Linked DNA regions of Homo sapiens: region 1 is linked to region 2. The links are chromatin loops, found by intact Hi-C in ENCODE. Cell type or tissue: spleen. All regions are shown on one strand. Each heading gives the region's core, and the rest is flanking DNA. Links, peaks and the distances in the headings are about the cores only.

The links. Peaks named below come from ENCODE experiments on the same cell type or tissue, not always from the same donor. Only the 100,000 strongest peaks of a DNase experiment are listed, where the experiment ranks them.
Region 1: a loop joins it to region 2, with 4 times the contacts of the local background. A loop is called at or near these places in 7 of 110 quality-filtered maps.

What each region holds. Positions count from the first base shown.
Region 1 is chr11:45,651,372-45,659,219 of GRCh38, reverse strand. It overlaps CHST1 (carbohydrate sulfotransferase 1), which reads left to right. Exons shown (of 4, transcript NM_003654.6): 2 at 6,614-6,699; 3 at 7,130-7,227. LOC124902666 (a long non-coding RNA gene) reads right to left here. Exons shown (of 2, transcript XR_007062662.1): 1 at 7,666-7,848; 2 at 6,523-6,751. Among named protein-coding and RNA genes, the nearest start is that of CHST1, 10 kb to the left of the region's middle. In spleen, for the core only: CTCF peaks have their summits at 3,553 and 3,759 (motif pointing right); a DNase peak (open chromatin) is centred at 3,739; H3K27ac peaks cover 896 bases; H3K27me3 peaks cover 2,576 bases.
Region 2 is chr11:45,337,174-45,343,418 of GRCh38, reverse strand. No RefSeq gene overlaps it. Among named protein-coding and RNA genes, the nearest start is that of LINC02696, 15 kb to the left of the region's middle. RefSeq lists an enhancer at 3,067-3,361. In spleen, for the core only: CTCF peaks have their summits at 3,044 and 3,244 (motif pointing left); a DNase peak (open chromatin) is centred at 3,198; H3K4me3 peaks cover 1,097 bases; H3K27ac peaks cover 652 bases.

The DNA of each region.
Region 1 (7,848 bases), core at 1,466-6,465, 320 kb before region 2:
CAAGTTCCCACACTTGCTGAGCCTCGCTGCTCCTCGTCTGTGAAAGGTGGCAGTAGCCCCTGGCCTGTGGGATGCATCCCCTGACAGAAGCCAGGTCTGTGATCATCTCTGAGTATCCACGTCGGCAGCCTCCTCCATCCCATGTGACAGTCTCAAGGCTCTGGGTCCTATTCATTCTCCACCCCCAGTCCTCGTCCCCACGGGGCCAGCCAGGCTTAATGTGCAGGTGGCCCAGGCTGGAGACTCCTGGATCCAGAGACAGGCGGGCCCCTCTCCCAGCCTGGCCGGCAGCAGCTGCCTGAGTTCCAGCTCCTGTTGATGTTTCCCATCCTTGAAGCTGGGAGGATGGGCCGGAGCCCCGGTGTCCAGGGGGTGGGGCCTCGGTACTATTCCAACTCTGGCTGTGGCTTCTCGGTGGGGCGGGGGACAGGAAACCGGGGCTTTTCCGCCCAGTGTCGGGGCTGTAGAGTCCCGCCTACCGCAAGCCAGGCTGTACCAGGACTGGCCTGAGACAGGGAACCGGGACCTTCTGACTCATCCCTCCCCCAGAGGAGCTGGGCACACTGGGGCCTTGTGTTGTGGCCAGGAGGTCAGTCACTCTCCCCACTGCTGGGGAAAACTTTCCCCTCAGGTCGGGCCTGGGACCACCCCCCTCCCACTCCCACCCTCCACGGCAGGATGTGAGGTGCCTTCCTTACCCCAGACAAGGTCTCTGCAGCCACAACAGTCAGGGTCTCCAACCACGCAGGCTGCTGGCGCTTCAGTGGAGCAGGCTACGGCATCTGTTTTAACTTTTAAAAACATTTCCAGGCCAATGGTGCCCCTCTGTGCATTTAGTAGTCCATAAAAATCATGGTCATGGCTCTTAATAAGCATTTGCTCTGTGCCTAGCACTGTGTTAAGCTGTGGGCATCCATCGGCCTTCTGTCTCACTGCCCAAATATTAGAAAGATTCTGTGATTGTTTCTCCCATTTCCTACATAAGGACAAGTGAGGCCTATAGAGGTTAAGAGCCTCACGCAAGGCCTCATAGCTATAAGGCAACAGCAGTTGGATTCAAATCCAGGCCTCTGTGGCCCCACAGCTGGGGTGCCTAACTACCCCTCCGACTGCCTCCCTGAATGCTTGTGGGTACCTTCTCCAGGAGGCTTGAGACATCCATGGGTATCATGTGGACATTGGAGTGCTCTGCCCTGGAGACACCAGAGCTCATAAGAGGCAGCTGGGCAGCCCTGCTGATGGTGAAAAATCGGTAGACCAATTGCTCTCCAGGTGCTTGTCTTGGAAACCATGACTGTGAGAGCTTGTCCCTACTGGAGGTGCTCAGAAAATGTAGTGGTTCTGCCTGTGGGGCCCAGGGATTCTAGGGATTGTTCGCAAGTACCATGTTTGTGGTGGTCCAGGTTCTGGAGAGAGGGTCCATAGACCTCACAGTGTTTCAAGTTGAGGTGGGCATGACCCCAAAGAGAAGGGGTCCCTTGGGCTGACCTAGACCACAGAGGCCGAGTCTGGACCCCAGCAGCTCACCCCTCTGGAAGGTTGCACTGGTTGGATTGTGTGTTGGCATACTGCTCACATGGAAGGATGCTCTAGGACACTGTCCCATGAAACTCGTCTTTGGATTTCTTAGGTACAAAGTCTTGAGGACGAGTTCATGGTGGCACACGCACAGAGCTCTGTAAGAGCTCCCTTGGGAGAAATCTTGCACTGGATTCAGTGTCAGGAATAGCTGGACATCTCTTGAGTGGATGCTTTAATCTTTATCTCATGGGTCCTGTGAAACAAGTAAATGAAATATTTCCCTTTTCCTATTGGCTAGCTCAGTAGCCCACACATGGTGTGACTCTTGTACACTGACTTGGCCTCTGGTTGTTTCAGACTCTTATACCCTTGTTTTCCCCTTGCCTTGCCTTCATTTTCATCACCTCATTTTCCTTAGGAAGAAAAACGCCTTGCTGTTTTATGCATTTTAGCCTTAACTAAAACATTCATGGGGGATTAGTGCTGGCTACGTCAGAGTCAGGGAGTAAGCATTTCCCCTCTGCAGTCTCCATCCTAGAGGCCTGTTCGCCAGCTCCTCCCTCCCTGTCCCATTCCCTTGTCCCTTGCTCCAGTTCTTGGGACCCCAGAGCCTTGGGACCCCATTCATCATGGCTCCTGAGTTTGTCCGGAAAGACGATGTTCAGGTTCTTGCCCTGCCCTCACTGTGCTGCTTCTTCATCCCCCAGGGCTTCACAGTAGTTTTTTAGGGAGAAATGTCTGGGAGAAGAGTCATTTCCCCATCCCAGGGCTCAGCTGCTCCCATAGCCACAGGCCCCCTCTGAAATCCAGCTTTATTTCAGCTCCGTCCCTGTATCTCAGCAGTCCCCAGCTGCCTACTGTCCTTAGTGGCCCACCTGAGCAGACAAAGCCCATTTCTGGCGGAAAAGCAGTGCCTTTGACCCTGGTGCCTTGGAAATGGGGGTGGGGAGAGCTGGCTGGCAGTGCCTGGGGGGGGAGGGTGGGAGGCACAGTGAGATGCCAGGGCTGATTTTCAGTACCGCACCCTGTCATCAATCACCCCTCTACTTCCTACATGGAGTGGCTTCACTGTGTCCCCCAAAATTAATAAACTCAAACTGAATCAAAAAGCTCAGTGTAAACGGTGTCTCCTCCCACCCTAGTCTCCTCGAGGCCCCCTCCCTCTGGGACATCTCCCGTTACTAGCTCAGAGCAAGCTCTTTCAGTGATTGTTTATGCATATATACAAATATACATGTCCACCTCCTTAAACAAATCTGAAAAGGTGGTGTACTATTACACACATGTTTTCTGGCTCTAGCTTTTGAAACTTATATATGCTGGGTGACTGTTTCTATCAGTACGTTCATGTCTGAGGAGGCTTCTCTGATATAGTCGGTTGGAAAGACAATTCCCTGGACATGTTAATAATGAAGGGGTTAAGCTTCTAGGAAAGAGTGGGGTGCCCAAGCTTGGGCTTTCAGAGGTTCGGGAAACTTCTCAATTGTGTGTGTAAAATTGTGGGCACTAATGGCATTTCTAAGGGGAGGGATTGTGGTTCGAAAGGTCTGTGGCCCAGAAAAGGTGAAACAAGGCCTCAGCCCTGGGTTTCATGGGATTTCTGTACAGCAAGAGGTGGGGGCTAACTTGGCAGAAGGCAGCACCGCTAGGTTCTAGGGCCGCCACCCCCTGGCGCTGCCACAGATCAGGCCGAGGTGGGGGACAGAAATGCCCAGCCCTAGAATCCTCCTGGAAGATGACTGGGTTTTTCCCACTCCCAATGGAGGGTCCCCCTGTCTGCTGTGTGGGTGGCCCCAACTGTCCCTGAGAATGAAGTCTGGGGCCTTCCTGGGATTATAGAGAACACCAGGGTTAGAACTGGGAGGCCCTTCAGTCATCACTGGATCTATGGTGTAACTGAGGCACAGAGAGGCCAGGGGGTGAGTCCAAGGTCACCCATCCGGAGGCCATGTGGGCCAGTCCTGCCTGTGACATTCAGGTCTGTGCTCCTTCCCTGCCAGAGCACCATGAGATGAGCGGGAGAGGCCCTGGGAGAAGGCGAGGCTGCCTGTTGCAGCTGGGCTCTCCCGGTGCGGCTAGGGTGGGGGTGCACGGAGCAGAGGCCGCAGCCCGGGTGGGCGTGCCATCCTCACACCTCACTGCATCTTGCAACATCACCTCCCGCTGGCTGCATCCTCACATCAGGTTGTAGCCAACAGCCCCAGAATTCTGAATACAGCAGCGATGACGGGACTACGAGGCTGCACCGCAGGATGTGGTCACTAGAGGGCAGCAGGAAAGCCACTGCGGTGGCTCAGCAGGAAGAAGTTCCCAGGCCGGGAGAGGAGCTGCAGGAAGAAGGGGCGGTGGGCAGAGCCAGACCCCGTGGGCTGCAGGATGATTTGTTCTAGGCCCTTTCCTGAGACAAAAAGCAAACCAGACATTTGGTGATGATGATATTAATTGACATTTAGTGAGTGCTTACGCTGCACCAGGCACTGTACTCACTAATTAGTCCTCACAACAGCCTTGTTATAATTATCCCCATTTTTGCATATGCGAACATAGAGGCCCAGAGAGGTGAAGAAAGCTAGCCAAGATCTCTCAGCCAGTAAGTGGCTGAGCTGGGATCAGCAGGGCTGGTGTCAGAGGCTGGGTTGGGTCTATATGCCTGGCATTGACTAAATGCTTTAAGACCTTCAATTCTTACCAGCACTACTGTAGCTATGACCACTTTATGGATGGGGAAACTGAGGCTCAGGGACAGCTGGTGAATCACCCACGCCCACACACCTGCTGAGTGACAGATCCAGGTAGGCATGGTTCAGGGGGTGAGCTCTGTGAATTACAGTTTTCCAATATAGAGCTGTTCACTGCTCCCAGTCTGTGCCCTCATCTCAAGTTCACTGATAATGAAATCTGAGCTTTCTCCTGGGAGTGAAAGCTCACCAACTTGCCTGCTTTCTAACAGAAATGATAGATCGTGGTCTCCTGTGTCCAAGGTTTGCTTGGATTTTTACTAAGCAGAGGTAGAGGGAGGCCAGGCCAGAGGTTGCTAGAAGCCTAGGGATGGGCTCTGGGGGCCACAGTCTGGCTTGGAGGATGAGGGCATTGAGGAGTCTTTTGTAGTGGCTAAGGCTTCCTTGGGAACAACAGGACCTGGCCCCAGGGCCTCTGGTTTCCAGGGCAGATGCCTTTAGCATACCAAGGACACTTGGCCAGCCCCAGGCCCAGCTCTGCCAGGCTGGGAGAGCGGGGACATTTCCAGGAGGGCTGGACTTCCCCCATCTTCCCGTTCCCATTCCCTGGCTTTGCCCTCCCCGGGGGTACAAGGGAATGGCCTGTGGCTGGGCCTTCAAACACATGCCCCTCCTCGGTGTCCAGGCCACACCTTGTGAGGCCGAGTCTCGCTGTCTTAGGGATTTATAACATCCAGCTGCTTCAGTGACTTCTGATTTATTAGCAAAGCAGCAGCTTCCAGTCCTGGCCTTAAGTTTCTCTGGGTGGATGAAGAGTTGGGGGAAGAAACTTAAACGGCCCCCTCCCCAGCAAGATGGCAAGATGTTTCTCTTTAAATAAAACCCTAGGGTGAGTTCTGCTTTTGGAATTGGAACCCCAGAATTAAGTGAAGACTCCTTAAGGATTCTGTTTCCTGTCTTGATGAGGACCAAGGAGGGTGTAATATGAGTGGAATTAGGGAAAAGGATTTGAACGTGGACTTCCTAGCACGTTGCCTGGGCTGGAATCCTGGCTCCTTATTATGGGTGTGAGCTTGGGGAAGTTATCTAACCTTGAAGGGCCTCAGCTTCCTTATCTGTAAAACGGGGTTGTGACAGTATCAACTTCATAGAGCTGGCATGAGGGTGCGATGAGCTGATGGCTGTGAAAGAAGCATGTGCCTGGGAGGAACATTGTGAATGCCCAGCAAGTGCTTGCCTTCCTTGGTGTTATTTGACCCATAGCATCTAGAACAGTGCCTGGCACATACAGGAGTTCTGATAGATGTCTGTGAATAAATACAAAGGAAGCGTATCCAAATGAAATGATGCTGCAGCCAAAGAACAGACTCCTAAATGACTTAAAAATATGACCTGGCACTATTATTGATGACATTCCCTGTCTGTTTCTTGAAAGCCATTCACATTCACCATGGGGCACTGGGGCAGAGCAGGCCTGCACTTGCAGGGGTCAGGTTTAAAGTAGAGGGGCCTTTCTCCCTGGATACCTGGCCCAGCCCCATGATGGAGGCCAGCATCCTCTGCCACTATGGGATGAGGTCGGGGTGGGATGCAGTGTGGTTGGGATTGTGGTTTTTCTCTGATCACGTTGAGAAGTTCCTAAGACTCTAAACTGCCCCTTTCCCTCTTGACTGCTACTTGGTGATCTGGTACTGATTCCTAAAGAAGTGAAATTTCATATTTAAAACACGACTTGATTTCTCCATCTGAACAGTGGGAGTGAGGACCCTGACCTCCGAGAGTGCTTATAGGGAATAACACAGTGCTAGAAGTTGGGTGAGCTGAGCCAGGCAGAACTGCAGGTTTGGGAAAAGAGGATCCACTCACCCGCTCCCAAAGGAGTCACGTCAAATAGTGGGGTGTGGGAAGAATCTTCACAAAGCACGTGAGTTCACCCTATCAGCTGTGAACCAACAGATCCACAGGACCAGACAGCAAAGGGGAGGAACATGCTCTAAGTCTCAGAAGCATCTGCCTGCCCAGTCCCCGTCATGCTGATTCACAAATGGGCTGGGGCCAGTAATGGCATGCATGTTTGCAGGCCAAATATGTTTAAGCTGGAGGAACAGGAAGCCAAATCTCCTTAGAGGGAAAGAGCTGGACTCTGGGGAACCTACCAGATGGGGGTTAAAGCAGGCCTGTGAGCTCAGGCCGGTTCCTCTACCTCTGTGCCTTGGCTTTCTCGCCTGTGAAGTGGGCAGATATTGGCTTCCACATCTGGTTCTTGCTAGAAGGACACGAGCTGATGCAGGGAAGGGGCTTGGCGCAAAACTGTCAACTGAGATAATGTGGCGATCTTGGTGTTTTAATTCAGACTCTATGAGGTGCATCGAGGTCAGGAATGCTCCCTGGTCCACTTTCGCTTTGAGTTTCAGGTAGCTGGTGTCACTTCGGTGTGGTTGGAAGAAGACTTTCTCCCCAGCTGCATTCCCGGAGGCGCCCTTTCGACCTGGAGGCCGGGGTAAGCCCCCCTGCCCTTGCTGACTTCTGCTAACCCACTTCCTGGGGAATCGCTGCACAAGTTGAATTTTAAAGGGTTAGGATTATTTCATGGATTTAAATTGCAGAACCCTGCCAGTCTCCCTGCCTGCTGGGTTCTGGTGTGAGCAGAGGGACTGCGGTTTATTAGAAGAATGTGGTGGGGTGGGCGAGGAAGGTGACAGGAGTGGGATACAGTCCAGGACTCAGAGGGCCACACTCAGGGGATCAGAGATGGCACTGGGTTGGTTGGGGCGCTGAGTCAGGGATGGATCTGGAGAGCAGGCAGAGCCCTTATTGCCTGGCCCTCGGGGCAGACTGTGAGGCACAGGACACAGAAGGGAAGGAGTGGGGAGGGGGCACTGAGACCCCAGCTCCACCTTCTGAGCCCTTCCCCTCCCTGTCTTTTGCAGTCTGCTGGCCACAGGGCTGCCGCACTGGCTGGGACTGCCAGCTGGGCCTGGAGACGCTGGTGGCTGTGGACTCCCCAGCTTGGAGCAGTCCCTCTTTGGTAAGTGGTTGAACCCTCCTGTGTTCTCCCCAGGAGCAGCCCCAGCCCCCACTCAGGTCTGGTAGCTGAGCCAGCCTCCAGAGAGGGTGCCTACAGGATGCTCAGGTGGGCTCCTGGCCCCGGACTCTCAGCGGCCCCATTCGCTCTTTCTGCTTCTCCATGGTCCCTCCCCAGTCCCCCTTCTGTGGGCAGAGGGGACACAGGAGGTAAGAGGGGAGGCCCCTGACTCCCTAAGATCTTCTTTGCAGGCCAGTTCACTCTGTGTCAGTGGGGATTATGTCACCTCCATGGCCTGGACCCTTGTCCCTAGAGACCAGGAACAGACCCTGGGTGCTGGGAAGGGTTGCCTCTCAGCAGACCCTGGACATCTGTCTCTGCTCCAGAGACTCTTAGAGACTCCACAAGCCCCAGAAGTCTACATCTGGAGTAAGTGGTCACCTGCATCCATGAGTTGGAAGGGGCTTGACACAGTTGTCCACCTTGCCTGGCCGTGCTGGCAGCTCACCGACCATGGTCTGCAGGGGTCCTTCATGCTCAGGGGATTGGGGTCAGATGGAGGCATCTGATAGGGACTCTTCTTTCCCCTAGGGATGGGCAGAGGACAGAGGAAAGAGGACCACC
Region 2 (6,245 bases), core at 1,246-6,245:
TGTTCGTCACAGTTGTTTAGAGTAGTGAAAATTGGAAAACAGCCTAAATGTCCAATAGTAAGGGATTGGTAAATTAAAGTACTTGCATGCCCATACAATGGAATATTACATAATCATTAAAACCCAGATTGTAGAGTATTGACATGAAAAGATATTAATGATATAATGCCAATTGAGTTTTTAAAAGGTTATATAGGTATGTGGTATAAAATTTAATTTTATTAAATGATGCTATAAATATATTGCACTCCTAGGAAAAAGCCGGATGGACACTGAACAAGTATAAAGAGCAGTTACTGGCTGGGTGCAGTGGCTCACACCTGAAATCCTAGCACTTTGGGAGGCCAAGGAAGGTGGATTGCCTGAGGTCAGGAGTTTGAGACCAGCCTGGGCAACATGGTGAAACCCTGTCTCTACTAAAATACAAAAAATTAGCAGGGTATGATGGTGTGCACCTGTAGTCCTAGCTACTTGGGAGGCTGAGGCAGAAGAATCGCTTGAACCCGGGAGGCAGAGGTTGCAGTGAGCCTAGATCAGCGGCAGAATGAGACTTCAACTCCAAAAAAGAAAAAAGAGTAGTTATTGCTCAGGATTAGGATAGTGGATGTATTTTTATTTTCTTCTCTTTGCTTTGCTTGTCTACATTTTCTAGTTTTTCTCCAGAGACCAGATATTGCTTTTGAAATCAAAACATTCTATAAAAGTCATTTTTAATGAAAAATAAACTAGAGAGCCTGTCCCTGGACCACTACAGGGCAGCAGGCTGTGCAAGAGAACACAACCCAGTGCACAGTCAGTGTTCATGGGGTCAGCTCCGGGAGCCCTGCCTGTGCCTGCCTTGCTGTGACCCTCTGACCTCCCTCATCTGGACCCTTCCTGCCTTGGCCGTGGCTTTATTTCCTGGCTTCAGAAAGCCATCCTTCCCTCTTGCTCAGTGCAAATAACAGAAGAGCCAGCTCAACATGGGCTCAAACAAATCTGGGTTTGTTTTTCCTCTTGCAACAAGAATTCCAGAACCTCATAACTGATTCTAGCTTCCTGGACCCGGTCTTACGGTGAAACCTCAGCTAAGCAGGATTCAAGATGAAAGGCAGCCCCCGAGCCCTAGAAACTCAGAGGACACGGGGACATAGACAGCATCAACAACTCTGGAATATAAAGTCATGGTTCTCTCACCTGCAGCGCAACTCCCCTTCCAGCTCCTTAATGTGCACTAGGGCAGGGCGCGGTGGCTCATGCCTGTAATCCCAGCACTTTGGGAGGCCGAGGTGGGTGGATCACCTGAGGTCAGGAGTTCGAGACCAGCCTGCCCAACATGGCGAAACCCCATCTCTACTAAAAAAAAAAAAAAAAAAAAAATACAAAAAATTAGCCAGGCATGTTGGCAGACGACTGCAATCCCAGTTACTCGGGAGGCTGAGGCAGGAGAATCGCCTGAACCCGGGAGGCGGAGGTTGCAGTGAGCTGAGATCGCGCCACTGCACTCCAGCCTGGGCGACAAGAGCAAAACTCCATCTCAAAAAAAAATAAACTATGCACGGGGTCGTGTTCAGCATTGTCCTGGCAGGCCTTCCCTCCAGCAACACCCTCTTTCCCATCCTGGTAATAAAAATTGCTAGCATGTATCAACTTCTTTCTGTGTATGAATCACTATTACAAGCACTTAACAGGTCTTTTCTCATGTAATCTTCACAACTCTTTGAAGCTGATTGCTTACGATTCCATTTTCATGTGAGAAAATGCAGGCACAGCAAGGTTATCTAGCTTACCCAAGGTTAGCTAGAAAATGGCAGAGCCAGAACGTAAACCCAGACTGTGACATGCCGAGGCCCTCGCCATAACCACCAGGTGTCCTACCCCACAAGCGACAGCCCTGCCCAGCTGCTTGCGTCTATTCAGTTCTCCCGCTAACCCCTGGCAACCATTGATCTTTTTGCTGTTTGTATAGTTTTGCCTCTTCCAGAATGTCATGTAGTTGGAATCATACAGTATGTAGCCATTTCAGACTGGCTTCTTTCACTCAGTAATATGCATTTAAAGTTCTTCCATGTCTTTTTAGCACTGAATAATATTCCATTGTCTGAATATATCACAGTTTGCCCATTTACTCATTGAAGGACATCAATTGTTTCCATGTTTTGATCGTTATGAATAAAGCTGCTATAAATATTTGCATGCAGGCTTTGTGTGCACAAGTTTTTAACTCCTTTGGATAAATACAAGGAGGGAGATTGCTGAATCATATGGTAGGGGTATGTTTAAGAAACCACCAAACTGTCTTCTAAAATGGCAGTACCACTTTGCATTCCCATCAGCAATACATGAAAGTTCCTGTTGCTCCACATCCTCACTAGCATTCGGTTTTGTCAGCGTTTTGGATTTTAGGCATAGAATGTTTCTTATTGTTGCTTTTAATTTGCAATTAATTTGCAATGACAAACAATGTTGAGCATCTTTTCATATAGTTAATTCCCATCTATATATCTTCTTTGGTGAGGTGTCTGTCCAGATCTTTTGCTCATTTTTAATTGGGTTGTTTGTTTTCTTATCGTTGAGTTTTAAGGCTTCTTTGTATGTTTTAGATACCAATTCTTTATCCAACGTGCTTTGCAACTATTTTTTCCCCAGTCTGTGGCTTGTCTTTTTATTCTTTTAACAGGGAAATTCAAATTTTATTGTCCATAAATAAACTTTTAGTGGAACACAGACATGCTTATTCATTTACAGATCGTCTGTGGCTAACTGCACGCTATTTCAGCAGTTTCAACAGGGCCTGAGAACCCGCAAAGCATAAAATATGTGCTAGCTGTCCCTTTACAGATAAGTTTGCCGACCCTTGATTTAGGACATCGTCTCTATTCCCTCCTTAATGAGCCTGTCATTCCCAGAAAACCAATTCTCATGGGCAGCAATTACTGATCAAAAATTCCCTTCTGGGGACGCTGAGTTGAAGTGTCTAATTCTGGCCCAGCAAGGTTCTTTTTTTACGGTTCCTCTTCCAAGGCTTGGTTTCCACTCCAGCTGGCCTTGCTCAAGTCCTGCTGAGTGAAGGGAGCGCCGCTTGGGGCAGCCTGAGCGGGTCCGGAGCTGCCCCTCCGGTGTGGCTGGATTTCTCTTCTCCTTCCTCTGAATGGGGCCAGCCCTGTGCCTCTCATTTTGCCACGCCCCTCCCTACAGCCCCGTCTTCCTGGTGCGAGACGTTGGTCGCCCCCTGGTGGCGCGTGTTGTCATTACAAGGCTATCAACGAGAGGCTGGAACTGGAAGGCGTGGCCGGCTTTCTCTCCCACGAGGGCATCTCCCAGCCCTTCCCTCACTTCGGTGTTTGGGATTGAATATCCCTCTGAAGTTTGCATGATCACACTTTGCCGATCCATTTTCTCCTCCCAACAGCAGTAATCAATTCCAGTTCGGGGGTGTCAGATCATTAAAACAGGCTGCACGTCATTTGCATGTTTCGGTTCCCATGGAGCTGCCAGTCTGATTCCCCTCCCCCTCAAATTTCTTGCTTTTTAATTTTTTTTCATGCTTTTAACATCTGGTCCTATTTTTTTTCTCTTTCCAATAAGTGAAAAGGATGTAAATCTAGAAACCCGTGGGCAGACGTATGCTCTTTTTCTTGTGAAGTGTTCACTCTTTAACTGTAATAGTGTGACAACAAGCGAAGGGAATCAGAGATACATGCTCTGCCTGGTCTCTCCTCTCCTGCCAGTTATTTTTGACGGCTTGGCATCTGATGTGGATCAATTTTTTTCCAACTCGCATATTCTGCCTCCCACAGGGCATGGGTGCACAGGAGGGACATAACCTGCCTGGTCCCTGGATATTAATAAAATGTATTATTGTTATGCATTGAGCACCTACTATGTGCCAGCACTTTGCTAAGTGCTTTCACATTTAGAGGCATTGAAAAGAAGACATGCTAGGTGGTTTTCTTTCCTGCCTGTATTCCCTTGCCATCCCTGGAATAGGTGATTGATAAGCCTGGCCTCTGACATCATATACCCTGGGTTCAAATCCTGTCTCTGCTGCCTATGAGCTATGTGACCTTCGGCCTCCCACCTCATCTTTTGGAATCTCAGTTTCCCTACCTGTAAAATGAGGATTTATAATAGCACTTATTTCCTAGGGCTGTTCTGAGGATTACGTGTGTTAATATTGGTAGGCCACTTTGAACAGCATGTGGCACATGGCAAGGACCCTGTAAGTGCAGATGTTAGTAAACAGTGTAATGGGTGAGCCTGTGCCGATTTGGCCAGAGATGAGTACTACTCCACCCCTCTGCTCCCTGCTCAACCTGCTGGGCACTGGAACATTCTAGTGAGAGAGGATGAGAGTAGGTGAATCTGCTAGCTGAAAAACACACACACACACGCATGTGAAGAGCACACACACAGCACACAGGAAGCACACACAGGGCTTTTATATAGGAAGTGCATTTGGGCTAATGTCTAAGTGTTGCCACTTCTGTAGAACTGGCTCAGTCATTCCAGACAGTATGCAGGGGTTTAAGCTTCCTCAGCCTCTCCTGCCTCTGCATCTCACCACCGCCTAATCAGCCCAGCAGCAGTCCCTTCAATCCTTCCCCTACAATGTATCCAGAATGGTCCACATCTCACCATCTTTACCCTCTAAGTTCGGGCTACCCTCATCACCCGTGTGGCCTCCTAGAGTTACCTTTTCCCTGCTCGCCCATGCTTTTTTGCCCTCTTATAATCAACCATTTTTCTATAATTAAAATGATTTTCTTAAAATGCAAATAACTTCTCTACTTCAATCTTCTAGGGTTTAACAAAACAATCCACAGCTTCCATGCATGCTAAAAGGGTGCTGCGAAATCTGGCCCAGTGACCCATTGAGGTCATCTTTGCTCACTCTCTTTTCACCATTCAATAAACCCGCTGGCCTTCTTTCTTATCTGTGACCAAGGCCAAGCTCATTTCTTTCTCGGGGCTCTTGCTCTTGCTGTTCCATTTGGAGGCATTGACCTGATCCCTCTCCGGGGGATTCTTCTTGGCACTTAGATTGGGGTTCAAATGTCTACCAGGCCTTCCTGGATATCTGACTCAATGCAGCACTACTGCAAGACCATTCTCTGGATGGCTGTGGACCGACCCAGTTCTCCCTCTTTTCTGTCATAGCTCCCAAGAATCGCTGTGTAATGTGCTGGAAATGCAACATCTGGAATAGGGCGGGACTGGTCTGAGCAGGCCAGGCTCTGCTTCAGTCACTATTAGAAACAAGGTGTCCTTCAATGCGTTGACCCAGCAAGTCCTGTACCCCGTGGTCTAAAACCCAGGGCTGGTTGCCTTCAGGGCTCCGCAGCTGTGGTGCAAGTGGGGCATGTGCAGACAAGACTCCATCTGGGCAGCTTTCCTGAGGCTTGGAGACTGATACTCATGAATTCTAGGCTGCTGCTGTCCCTTGCTGACTATCTATAAGTAATAACTTGTGTATTTCCTCATGTAACTTGTGTATTTCAGTGTTCTGTTTCACAGAACTTGGGCAAGTAGTGAACGTGCAACCCAAGATCAAGTGGGTTGAAGTGGTAACTAGCGCACAGTGAGTCTGTTTCATAACTACCCCTTCCCACTGCCCAGCGCTCTGTCACTTTACCCCTTTTTATACTCAATATAAAATTGATACTCAGCATTTTATACTCAATATAAAATACTTTGCTGGAATATTGAATATAAAGTATAGTTTATACTTAATACTCCAGCAAAGCATTCGCTCTATTGAAAATAAATAGGTGGCTGGGCACCACAGCTCACACCTGTAATACCAGCACTTTGGGAGGCCAAGGCTAAAGAATCACTTGAGGCTAGGAGTTTGAGACCAGCCTGGGCAACAGAACAAGACCCCATCTCTACACAATATAAAATAAAATAAGATAAAATAAAATAAAATAAAAGTTATCCAAGTGTGGTGGCACGTACCTACAGGTAGTCCTAGCTGATTGGGAGGCTGAGGGAGGAGGATGGCTTGAGCCCAGGAGTTCAAGGCTATGAGTGAACTATATGATGATGCCATTCCCTGTACTCCAGCCTGGGTGAAGGAGTGAGACCCTGTCTCAAAAAAAAAAAAAAAAAAAAAAAGAAAAGAAAGAAAAGAATTAGGCAATTGACGGCCGTCTGTAATCCCAGCACTTTGGGAGGCCAAGGCGGGCAGATCACGAGGTCAGGAGATCAAGACCATCCTGGCTAACACGGTGAAACCCTGTCTCTACTAAAAAAAATACAAAAAA